Regions from separate parts of the Homo sapiens genome. Here all the other regions are linked to region 3. A link is a contact called in ENCODE Hi-C or POLR2A ChIA-PET data. All regions are on one chromosome and are shown on one strand. Each heading gives the region's core, a stretch centred on a gene start or an enhancer-like site at or near the end of the contact. The rest is flanking DNA. Distances are from core to core; before and after follow the strand shown. Region 1 holds the start of KIAA0319L (KIAA0319 like). Region 2 overlaps KIAA0319L (KIAA0319 like). Region 3 holds the start of ZMYM1 (zinc finger MYM-type containing 1).

Region 1 (3,815 bases), core at 989-3,488, 480 kb after region 3:
CTCTTCCAGCAGAAAAACTCATTTACCATAAATTTCTCCCCTCATATAAAACTTTGCTATATTGTCTAAATTAGTACGTAAATATTGGCAACATTATGAGGGTTGACTGAGTTCTGAAGAAGCAATTCAAAAACTTCTGTCCAACTATGTACCTGTCATCTACATCCAGCAAACGACACAGGCTGCCAACCCCTAACTCCTATCCACGGCCAGCATACAGGGAGATCAGCATTGCCTGGGCTGGATACCAATACTGACTAATACCAAGAAACAGCCACAGACATACACACAGCTGCAAAACTAAGGTGCAGCCCACCCAAGAAAAGGCTTTTGCAGAACCACATGCATCTGAAGGACTTCATCGTTCTCATTCACTTCCATCCATTCCTATTTCTAGTTGTTTTGTAGTTGTATTTCAGGGAGCAGGGGGCAGAAAGGAGGTGTGTGGGCCAGAGACATGTTCAAGAGATTATGAAATGGAGCCTAAGTTAGAAAGTACATCCAGCAATTTCTCTAGCCTCCCAAGAGGGAACGAGTGAGTATGCATGTGTGCATGTATGGGTGTGTATGAATCTTACCCAACACATTTCTGCCTACCACAAAAGGATTTAAAACTCAAGGTGACTCAACAGCTGTCATCAATAGCCTGACAGGTGGGTGGGAGAAGCAGAAAAGAAATGAATAGCTTTTGAAAAATGGAGTAATAAACACCACTGGACTAACAAGCTGATTAGAAGTGCCATGTCTAATAAATCTTGCGTCTAAGAGAAAGGCAGAGTTAATTTCATTTGAACTCCTAACCAGTCATTCCTCTGAAACCTATAATTGCCTAAGGGCACAAATCACTGCTAGGGTCCAGTTAAAGGCTTGCTGACCAAACGCAAGAACAACAACACATCACCAAGATCCGAATAGTTTGTTACTGAATCAAAGGGTAACAACCCAGGGAGAGAACACACACCCCCACAATACTTGACAAATGAAAATCTAGAGAAGCTCACAATAGTTCTGGCATTTAGGGCGTTACAAGTACACCCAAAATAAAAGCACTCTCTGTTGCAGCAGCTGTTCAGACAGAGCAGGGGGTAATGTTTACTTAATACTTCAGGTTGATGGGGGATGTATCACAGTTCAGTCTGTCAACTACATACGTGGAACTCCATTTATGTACACAGCGATAAGATATGTTTGAACAACGATGGAGCACGTCTGAAACAATCTATTCAGTTGGTATGAGTAATCGAGAATAAAGCTCTTTTTTAAAAAGTCTCAGATATTTGGGAAAGTTACAGAACAGACTGCCATGAATAGCTTTGCTTATATTTGCAGACACTGTTTTCCAAATAGCTGGAAAAATGAACAGATTGTTCTGGGAGGTCGTCTTTCCAATTTGTTCCTAGTTTTCAGTCTGTTAATCACAGGAGAGAGCACAAGGAGAGTCAGCTAATGCTCTTCACTAACTGCAACTACTGTCAGTTGGACACAACCACTATGAGACCAGAAGCCAAAGAGTTCCTGGAATCCCGCCAGAGGTTATCAATTTTGACTTCCTTCATTTCACCTTTGTGCTCACTGCAGCCACTACAGGACCCTCTGTGGGGCATAATTTTCAAAATCGTGGATGAGGCAGGTTTCACATTATAATGGACACATCGTGCTCAACCCCATCCCCTCTTCATTCTGCACCAACTTTCTATCTCGGTGGAGAGACCAAACATCAGAGACAGCAACTAAAGACTAGGCTGCAGAGGTCGAAGGTGGAAGAAGGACGGCAGCGCCCCGAACCCCGGCTGTCTGCCTGGCTCTCAGGGGATGGAGGGAGCTGCATGACTAGGCCCAGGCCCGAGAGAAGCGGGGTTCAGCCTGGGACCCAAGCTGCGCACCTGCAAGGACAGAAGCAGCTGGCTGCCCTGGCCGAGCCAGGGGCGCCACCTCCGGACCCAACATCCGGCCAGCGCAGCCGCTGACATCGCCCGTCCCGCTTGCCCCTCCCCTGAGCCCATGGTCCTCGGCCTGGCAGCCAGCCGCCCCCGGCCACCTACCGGGGCTCAGGGCCACATAGCGGGGCCCCGGCTCTCGGCGGCCTCCGCCTCCTCCTGGTCCATGGGCTCGGGGACCCCCAACCTTCGCTCCCCTCACCCGGAGGAGGAGGAGGAAGAGGAAGAAGGTAGTGCGGGCTCCCCACCCGGACAGCTACCTCTCGCCTCAGCCTCCCTGGACAGCGACGGCGGCCGGAAACACCGCCTCCTCCCACCTCCCCGGGACCGACCCGGAAACACACTCTCCATGCTAACCAAGCCCTCCCGCCCCTCCCCCGGGAAGGGCAATGCCGGCCGCGAGACCAAGGGGGAGGAGGGGCAGTGCTGGGCGGGTAAAACTACGCACAAGCGAAGGAATCTGGGCCCCCAGCCTCTCGCCGCCCGCTCTCCAGAGGCAGTCTGCACCTTGCCTCCTTCGCTCGAGCCCCAGCCCCCAGACTCGGGCAATACCCACAAGCAAGATGGCGGCAACGGCGGCACCCCCTACTGCTTAGCACCCTGACTTGCCATTGGCCAGAGCCCGGAGTGAAGCAGCCGCGGATTCGTCAAGAGCGGTGCGGGGGTGGGGGTGGAGCTGCAGCAGCCTGGAGCCAGGAGTGGGCAACGCGGCGTGAGCAGCGGCCCGAGGCTCCCGGAGCATCGCGCTGGGAGAAGACTTCGCCGCTCGGGGCCGCAGCCTGGTGAGCTCAGCCCCCTTCGGGCCCTCCCCTGCATCCCAGCCGGGGCCTCTCCGAGCCGGCGCTGATCGATGCCGACACACCCCGGGGACCCTATCGCGACTCCATCGCGCCATATCGCGACACCATCGTGCCCTGTCGAGACTCCATTTTGTCACAGCCCTTTTCAATATATATCTTTTTTTTTTTTAATTTGCCCTGTCATCTTTGGGGGCTGTCTCCCATGTCGTGATTTTGACGTGATCTCTCCGTGACATCACCGCGCCATCGTGAAGTGTGATCTCATCGCCGCCCTGTCGTGACTTCATCAATGTCGTGTTGTGACCTGGCTGCGGCGGGACAGGTGGTGACCGCCAGGAACCCTCCTCCCCTTCTCATCTCCCCATCTCAGCAGCCCTGCTTCGATTATCCGGCTTTTGGATTCTCCGTTGTCCTGGGAACTATCCGGGACCCCCTCTTGCTTCTCCAGCCCCTGCCGGCATCCACAGGCTGGTAGCGGGACGGGGAGGGCGAGAAGAGGGAGCGCAAGGGGTTAATTCTGCTGCTGCCGCCGCCGCTGCTGCTGCTGCTGCAGCCTCTACCCGAGGGAGGGAAAGGAGAGGAGGCAAGGAGCCTGCGGGGGCGACTGAGAGCCCTGGCTGGAGGGGTGGGGTCCCCAAAGGGGCCTCCAAGCCTTCCCTGTTGAGCGTCTTGTATTCTCACTTCTGAAGCGTATCTCTGCCTCTGAAGAAGGGAGGGGAAAGGAAGCCTGGGGTGTCCTTTTCTCCCATGTCAGCCTGAGTCCGGATAATCGAACTTCACCCATGTATGTCTCCATTTCTCCCTGTCTGTCCTCACCACTCACTCCCTCTGTGTCCCTGTGGAGGGAGATAAAACCCAGCCTCCGGTGCCAGGGGGACAGCTGAGCAGTGGGGCCAGCTCCCGCCCACCCCCAGGAGACTGGTGAGGAGAGCTGTCCGGCTGAGCAGCAGCATGCATGGTCCTTCTTTCCCGCTTTCTGGAGGTGACCTTGGACCAGGGTCCCTTCTTTATCCCTAAGGATTTGCAGATCCAGCCCCTTAAAGGGGCTTCTGGGGGGAGGTCAGTCCTGAGGAGTCCA
Region 2 (3,964 bases), core at 604-3,103, 430 kb after region 3:
CCTAATGGTTTCCCACTGATCTTCAGATAAAAACCAGTATTTTAATAAGGCCTCAAGGTTCTGCATACCTCTCAAGACTTCTCTTTCACCACCAGCTCTCTTTCTCCGTTTGCCCAGCAACACCAGTCTCTCCCAATTTCTTGAGCTCGCCATATTCTAGGGCACCTAACACACTTTGAAATTGTTATTTCCTCTGCCTGAAATACTCTTTTTCCCTGTTTCTTTTCCGAATTCCTACTTCAAATATCAGCTTAAACTTTCTTTCTTTAAAGTGGCCTAACCTGACACCTTAGTTTGTATTAGGTGCCTGTTGGATGCTTTCACGGCACTCTGTATTTACCCTCTCATTACCCACATCAAGCTTATAATTATTATAATAATTTAATTATTAGAAATGTAATATTCCTTGCCAGAGTATAAGCCTTGTTAAGGCAGAAATGATATTCATCTTATTTATTGTAATATTCCCAGTATCCAGCTTAGTATAGTACCTCGCAAGTAAATACACAATGACTATGACCGAGCCTTTACATACACTGTGGCTCTGTCCAGAATGTTTTTTTACCACCATTAACCCCACCCCAGTACAATCCTACACATCCTTCAAGAAATGTTAAACATCTCGGAGAAGTCTTACCTGCACATACACACCACTTGCCTGCTGAAGTGAATCACTTCTTGTGTTCTTACTGCATTGTGTACATAAGTATGTTAATGCAATAATTATACACCACTGTAAATACCTATCTTCATGTATCAGTCTCCACTAGATTATAAACTCCCTGAGGGAATGAACCATTCTTATTCACCTTTGTATCTCTAAGGCTTAGAAAAGTGCCTGACATTGACAGTAGGTAGCCATAAATGTTTATGGGCATATTAAATCTAGGATTGTTCTCTAATACTGCACTAAAAAGTTTTTTTCTTAATATTAAATCTGGGTTCCAATTCTAGCTATGCTGCATGATCACTGGCAAACTGTTTAACCTCTCTGGGCCTCAGTTTTCTCACCAGGTAAACAGGGCTAATAATGCCTACTTGGAAATATTGCTATGAAAATTAAACAAAATGATACAGTGCAACAATTAGTACACAGAGCGCTTGGCATGTCATAGCCCACTCTGGCTTCAACTTGATAGAGACAACTAGGACAAAACAAATACAAAAATAAGTCACAGCAATCAAGGAAGACTGAGCAGAGAGTGAGTCATTCCTTTTAATCATTTCCCCAAGGAGATCAACAATGAAGAAACATAATAAGCAGAATAAACTCTACTGGTGGTATCTCCCTTGGCATATACAGCTTGGTGAGAATTCACTCCAGAGACCTCTTGGCTAATGGCCACATCCTGCTCCACAGCCCAGCAGGTCAGATCTTAATCTGTAGTACCAAGCATGGTTAATTCTGACTGGAATAGAAACTACCTCATAAAGAATGTGTTTACAGGCGAGAGATGGAGGAGAACTTGACTGTAACCACATCAATCAACTGTTTTGCAATTTGGCAGAAAATACTGCAGAATGGTTGGTGAATACTAACAGCCATACAACTGTACTTACCTGTAGCCAAGAACCAGCTTAGACTAGATAATGAGCAGCTTTCTGCATTTACCAAAACAATGGTCAGACCTACATAGCATGAACATCTCTAGGGTCAAATTACCCTTTGTACATCTGGGCAGCACCAAAGAAGCTGACACCAAGCAGCTTTATATATACACTCCTCAGCCTATGAGCACTGCCCGCAAGCATCAGCTTCATTGCTCATATATACCAAATGTAAGAGCAGATTTAACCATTTCTCTGCTCCTTATTCATAGCATGCTTACCTCTGCAGAGCCACTGGTAGTCAGACCACCTAATTCGTTGGAGTCATTCACTTTAGAATGCTGTGTCACTATAGGTGTAACTACGTCACTGGGACTACCTCTCTTCTGAAGCTTCCTGATTAAGCTCTGCTGGTCACTGGAAGATACAGCAGGTCTGAGTGCAGCTCTGGGTGGGCTCTGCCTCCAAGATGCCCAGTTCCAACCTAGCCCCAGAAGATGTGGTACATCATCTTCAGGTAGAAAGCCCAAATCATCTGCAGTTTGGAATTTTTTTAAAAACACCAGCATGGAATTGGAGGAGTGTGTCCTAAAAGCCCGGCAGCTCTGGGGCCTGCTGCAGTCTGCCTGAATGCACATCCCTTCTAGCCACCAAAAGACATGGCAGGCAGAGTCCTGGCAGCAGGCAGCCCAACATGACTGGAGAGAGGGGGTTCCTTCAAGAAGCCAGAGGTGATTTTCTCCCCCAGATCTCAGGCCAACTCCAAATTGTGTCTTCCCCTGCTGGCACCTGCTCTCACTGGCATCTAAAAACAAAGAATGAAAACATTTTCAGATGAAATAAAAACAGAGACTACTGCTCCATAAAGAGCCCTGAGAACCAACATTTGAGGTTATTTTGAAGACGAGTTTTTAAGAGGGTGAGAAAGCCATCTAGTGAGTGGAACAAAGGAAGTGAAAGAGAGTGTTTTTTGTCTTCGGATATTTTAGGTTCTAGAAATACTGCTCCACATTCATTAATTGTTCTCCTTCTCAATGAGTTCCTGCCATGGAGACCTTTTACACAGAATGTCACTTCATAAACAGGAAAACAAAAACAAAAACAAAAACAAAAAAAGAGGTATTCTGGTGGAAGCATATGCAGGGAAGTGGCAAGTTGGGAGGAAGAGGGCAGAGTCCCAATACCTGATGACCTCCCACTCACCTCCAAGGTATTTCTCAGGGACAATGTGAGAACTGTGGGACCAGAAGAACAGGTAGCAATGTGAGAACTGTGGGACCAGAAGAACAGTTTCCCCAGCAAACTGGCAGCAACACAGACTGAGTACTCTGAACCTCATGCAGTTAATAGGCACATTCATTCTTTAACCAATCATTTGCCAAAGTCAAATGGTTTTGCATATCATAGTATCAGCCAGAGTGGTAGTCAAGATTACCAAAAATTTTAACCACGAGAGCAATTCTGCTAGAAAGAACTTCCTAATGACAAGTCATGTCATGATAAGAAATAATGGAACCTAAGTACAACAGTGACATGCTATGGGTAACCTAAATAATATGATCCAAAATTCTGGCTAATGTTGCTGATGGATAAACTTTGGACTGTTTTAATTATTTCAGGTATGGCATTGATTTTTCTGAAATAGTATCTCACCTCTGTTTTCTTAGATGAAGTCAAAACTTGTTCTAAATGGAAGTGATTATGTGAGTTCATTTTAAGGTACTGGCTCTATAGGTGTCTATTACCAGCTATTGTCAGGGTTATATAGAAACAGAACTAGGGTGAGGCAAGAGAGGTGCCTCAGGCACAAAATTTAAGGAGGTGCTCACTTTCAGAGTCATTCCAGCAAAGGGTTGGCTCACAGGACCTTCATAGTGAGTGTCTCTTTAAATTCTGTGTTCTGGGCACCTCTCTCCTTACCCTAGTCCTGGCCCTGGGCTTATAACATAAAATATATGTTAGAATTACATAGAAAAAATATGCAATAGAATCAAAACACTGAAGATATGGATAATCATGTCTGCATGTACACACAACTGAAAAGACCTCTAACGAAAGCAACTGACAATCAGCCAAAGCCAATCTGACTCCCACGGAATACTTACTAAATGTCCAACGGACTAAATGTGGAAACTAATCAAAGATAAAAGGAAGGTAAAGGCAAGCTTCTAGAGTATTGAGTCAGGAGCACTATGGAAGCCAGCACTGGCACCAACCTAACACCAGACGAGGCAATTTAGAAGGCCACAGAAAATAGAACTCCCTTAAAAAAAAAGATGAAGAATACCAACTACGAAAAAAAAATCAAGCTACCAACAGATACAGAAATACCCCCTCATTTTTATTTATCCTTCCACACAGGCACCAATAGTAAGAATCTCGGTAACAGCTAACTGAGTGAACAGACTTTGTTGAA
Region 3 (4,081 bases), core at 640-3,139:
TTTAGGAGTCATGCAGCTGGAGGCCAAGATTCTGACCCTCCCTAAACTGCTCCTGAGACCAGTGCTTGAGATATTTTGCAGACCCTGCACTTGATGGATCAGCTGGTACCACCCAGATAGATAAACAGGCTCATCTGATCTTGTGGCCCCCACCAGGGAACTAACTCAGCGCATGAGGACAGACAGCTTCAACTTCCCATTATTTCATCTCCTACCTAACCAATCAGCGCTTCTGGCTCACTGGCTTCCCCCCACCCACCAGTTGTCCTTAAAAACTCTGATTCCCAAATGCTCGAGGAGACTGATTTAAATAATAATAAAATTTCAGTCTCCCGCACAGCTGGCTCTGCGTGAATTACTCTTTCTCTATTGCAATTCCCCGTCTTGATAAATGGACTGTGTTTAGGTAGCGGGCAAGGTGAACCCACGGGGCATTTACAATGACATCACTTGCCTTTGGATGCCCACTGAACCAGGACTCATTTCTGGGTTCCAATCTAATCCCAGTCACTGAGTTGCTGTGTAACTTGGGGCAAATTACCTTTATCCTCTTGCCTTCAGCTTTTCCTTTGGTAGGAAGGGAGCATTAGAGGAGAGATCATTTCAGTAAGGTCCTTTCTAATCCTAACAGTCTAAACAGATTATTATGAATATTAGAAGGTAATAATAAATGTTGGAGAAATTAACTTCAGTTACTCGTATAATATTTCAAATTACCAAAGGGTTTATATTAGATTTGAGGCTAATTCCAAAGGATATTTAAGGACCATAGCAGCAAGGATTAGGAGGCCCTTTTGGTCTGGACCTCACCTTCACAAGGGCCTCAAATTTAGATTTTTGAGAATATCTCCTTTAAAAGTAATTGTCAAATATGATTATAATAAGTTCATCATTCAACCTTATATATATATTTTAGAATCCTCTTATGCCTTTAGGAATAGCACAGTTAGTTCGTCCTATACTTTTTTAGGTGTTGAAAGTATTGTCAAAAAACATTTAAAATATGCCATTATTTTTGACATGCAGTTTGGGGTTATTTTAATTTTTTTTTTTTTTTTTTTTTTTTTTTTTGAGACGCAGTCTCTCTCTGTCGCTCAGGCTGAAGTGCAGTGGTACAATCTCAGCTCACTGCAACCTCTGCCTCCTGGCTTCAAGCGATTCTCCTGCCTCAGACTCCCAAGTAGCTGGGATTACAGGCGCCCGCCTCCATGCCCGGCTAATTTCTGTATTTTTAATAGAGACGGGGTTTCACCATGTTGGTCAGGATGGTCTTGAATTCCTGAACTCAAGCAGTCCACCCGCCTCGGCCTCCCAAAGTGCTGGAATTATAGGTGTGACCCACCACACCCAGCCTGGGGTCATTTTAATTTTAACGTACTAATGAAAGAAGTCTGAACTCCCTCCCTACCTCTGAGGATAATTTCCTTTTACTAGGAATTTACTCTGCAACTGGCACTTTGCTAACATTGCCTGTCATATTTTTTTTTTTTGAGTCCAGCTTCTGCAGAAGCCTGCCTAATGTTTACAAACCTACGATGCAGCCACTACAATTATCCCCATTTCAAGGTCGAAGAAATGGAGATTTATAGAAGTTGTCAAATCGCTTACTAGCACACAGCTAATAAGTAGTAAAGCCATCTCTCAAATCCAGGAAATCTAACTGCCCTGCCTGAGCTCTGAGTCAAGGGTCCTACTTTGGCTGCCAGCCAGCGACGACTTCAAGGGTAAGATCCTATGCGGGCCGTAAGGACTCTTCCCCTCCCCCTCTCCCACTTCTTCTATCCCAAAGTCGCTCTTCCCAATTCAGGGAGCTGGGACCACCCTGAGCCAGCGGCCCTGCGCATGCTCAACCGCAGAGCACGACGGGAGAGGGGCGGGGTCGGCGGGGCCGTTTCGCTTCGAAGATTGTTTCAGAAGCGTTGGGCGGGGCGTCCCTGAGAGAAATTAGTAAGCCTCCTCATGCGGCTCTGGTTTCGGTCTTTACTCCTGCGCCTTACTCGAAAGGGGCAGGGTTTCTGCTGTCGGTCGGAGGGAGGATGACGCGCCGGGTCGGGGTTTTAGAGACGGAGCTTTGAGTGCGGATTCCGCCAGATGGGGGTCGGGAACTCCGGGCCAGGCCCTGACGTGGATTGTGTTTGCCGCCTCCTTTAACCTTGCCCTCATAGACTGGGGGGGTTAGTGCTCCCCGCTTCCAGCGATTCTCGCCGCCTCCTGCTCCTGTGTAGTAACTGGGCCTTCAGACTTTAGTCTCGCTCCGCAGCCTCCGTTTCAGAAGCCCCATCACACCTGTATCTCTCCTTCATTGAGCAGTGATTTTTCAAAAGTTTGACTCCTGGCCGGGCGTGGTGCCTCAAGCCTGTAATCCCGACACTTTGGGAGGCCCAGGCGGGCGGATCTCTTGAGGTCAGAAGTTCGAGACCAGCCTGGCCAACATGGCAAAACCCCGTCTCTACTAAAAGTACAAAAATTAGCTGGGCTTGGTGGCAGGCGCCTGTAATCTCAGCTACTCAGGAGGCTGAGGCAGGAGAATCGCTTGAACCGGGAGGCAGAGGTTGCATTTAGTCGAGATCGTGCCACTGCACTCCAGAGCGAGACCCCGTCTCAAAAAAAAAAATGAAATGTTTGCTGAACCCCAAAAGCACAGTTTGAACGCTGCTGATTTACAAGATTAATTTTAAGGTATTTGGTATCAGGGACCTTCCTGACATGACCCATGTCTACTTTTCAAACTTTCCAGTTCCTTCTACTAGCACTCTTGCACTTGTACTTTATCTGCAACAACAGTCCCACTCCTTCTAGTTCCCATATATTTGTGCTTCTTTTTTTTTTTTTTTTTTTGGAGACTGGGTCTCGCTCTTTGGCCCAGGCTGAGTGCAGTGACACGATCACGGCTCACAAGCAGCCTCAGCCTTCCGAGCTTAAGCGATCCTCCCACCTCAGGTTCCAGAGTAGCTGGAACAACAGGTGCTCCCCACTACGCCCAGCTAATTTTTGTATTTTTTGTAGAGACAGGTTATCTTCATGTTGCCTAGGCTGGTCTCGAACTCCTGAATCGAAGCAATCCACCTGCTTGGGCCTCTCAAAGTGCTGGGATTACAGGCTTGAGCCACTGTGCCCGGCTATTTGTGGTTTTGTACATGCTGTCTCTATACCAGGAATATCCGCCATCATTGGTTGGTAGACACTTTAAAACCCAGCTCAAATTTCACCTCCCAGAAGACTGACCGTCTTCTTTTTTCATTTCTTCTCAGTACCTTGTATATACTTACTGGTTGGGACATCCTACTCATCAGTGTAACCCGGTACCAAGGCACTTCGGAAATGATGGCTCTTCATTGCCTGCAGAATTAACCATGGACATTTTAGTTTGGTTTGAAAAACATATAGCCTTCTGCCTCCAGCCTTCCCATCAGGCTAGTAAAAGACCTTGCAGAACTCAGTTGAATAAAATAATTTTTTTTTTTTGAGACAGCATTTCACTCTTGTCTCCCAGACTGGAGTGCAGTAGCGCGATCTCAGCTCACTGCAACCTCCACCTCCAGTTCAAGTGATTCTCCTGCCTCAGCCTCCCAAGTAGCTGGGATTACACCACACCTGGCTAATTTTTGTTTAGTAGAGACAGGGTTTCACCATGTTGGCCAGGCTGGTCTAGAACTCCGACCTCAGCTGATCCACCCTCTCAAAGTGCTGGGATTGCAGACAGGAGCCACCGTGCCCGGCCGAATAAAATAAATCTTAGCAAAGTGTAATGTATAAAGAAGTGGTATAATGCGAAGAAATAAGGGATAGGAGTATATCTGCTTCCAGACTCTGTTTTGTTTTTGCTTGTGTCCATACCACACTATCTTAATTTACTGTAGCTTTATAAGCCCTTCCAACATTTTTTTTTTTTGATATTGTCTTGGTTATGCTAGGCTCTGTATGCACATTGTATATACATTAGAATTACCTTACAAATTCCACAAAAACCCCTGCTGGGATTTTCATCTACAGCTTAATTAGGAGAAAAATTAATATTGACTCTTTCCATCAATGAGCATTTATTTAGATCTTCCTTAATTTCTCTCAGCAATGTTTTGTT

The links. A loop is a pair of places that touch in the nucleus more often than their neighbours do. ChIA-PET counts read pairs that join two places held with the same protein, here RNA polymerase II (POLR2A). Pooled maps may share reads with other maps.
Region 1: a map of Caco-2 shows a loop between it and region 3 (6-fold over the local background). The contact joins the promoter of KIAA0319L here to the promoter of ZMYM1 in region 3. A Hi-C loop is called at or near these places in 1 of 168 maps with a recorded cell type or tissue (Caco-2), 2 of 37 single-sample maps with no recorded cell type and 9 of 50 pooled maps. POLR2A ChIA-PET finds 5 or more read pairs at or near these places in 5 of 52 experiments (A673, AG04450, CD4-positive, alpha-beta T cell and 2 more).
Region 2: a loop to region 3 is called in a map with no recorded cell type, with 7 times the contacts of the local background. The contact joins the enhancer-like site here to the promoter of ZMYM1 in region 3. A Hi-C loop is called at or near these places in 1 of 37 single-sample maps with no recorded cell type and 6 of 50 pooled maps. POLR2A ChIA-PET finds 5 or more read pairs at or near these places in 1 of 52 experiments (CD8-positive, alpha-beta memory T cell).

Annotation. Positions count from the first base shown.
Region 1 is chr1:35,555,165-35,558,979 of GRCh38, forward strand. It overlaps KIAA0319L (KIAA0319 like), which reads right to left and starts at 2,239. Exons shown (of 21, transcript NM_024874.5): 1 at 2,043-2,239. NCDN (neurochondrin) reads left to right here and starts at 2,635. Exons shown (of 7, transcript NM_014284.3): 1 at 2,635-3,059. The coding sequence starts at 3,027. RefSeq lists enhancers at 1-868, 1,669-2,396, 2,397-3,123, 2,413-2,472 and silencers at 1,933-2,032, 2,043-2,182, 3,254-3,463.
Region 2 is chr1:35,504,783-35,508,746 of GRCh38, forward strand. KIAA0319L (KIAA0319 like) reads right to left here. Exons shown (of 21, transcript NM_024874.5): 3 at 1,830-2,353. Among named protein-coding and RNA genes, the nearest start is that of KIAA0319L, 51 kb to the right of the region's middle. RefSeq lists an enhancer at 2,434-2,483. Within about 2 kb of position 1,854, at least 11 of the 41 ENCODE cell types and tissues checked have a DNase peak (open chromatin) inside an H3K27ac peak, as active enhancers do.
Region 3 is chr1:35,077,496-35,081,576 of GRCh38, forward strand. It overlaps ZMYM1 (zinc finger MYM-type containing 1), which reads left to right and starts at 1,890. Exons shown (of 10, transcript NM_024772.5): 1 at 1,890-1,947. RefSeq lists an enhancer at 1,797-2,315.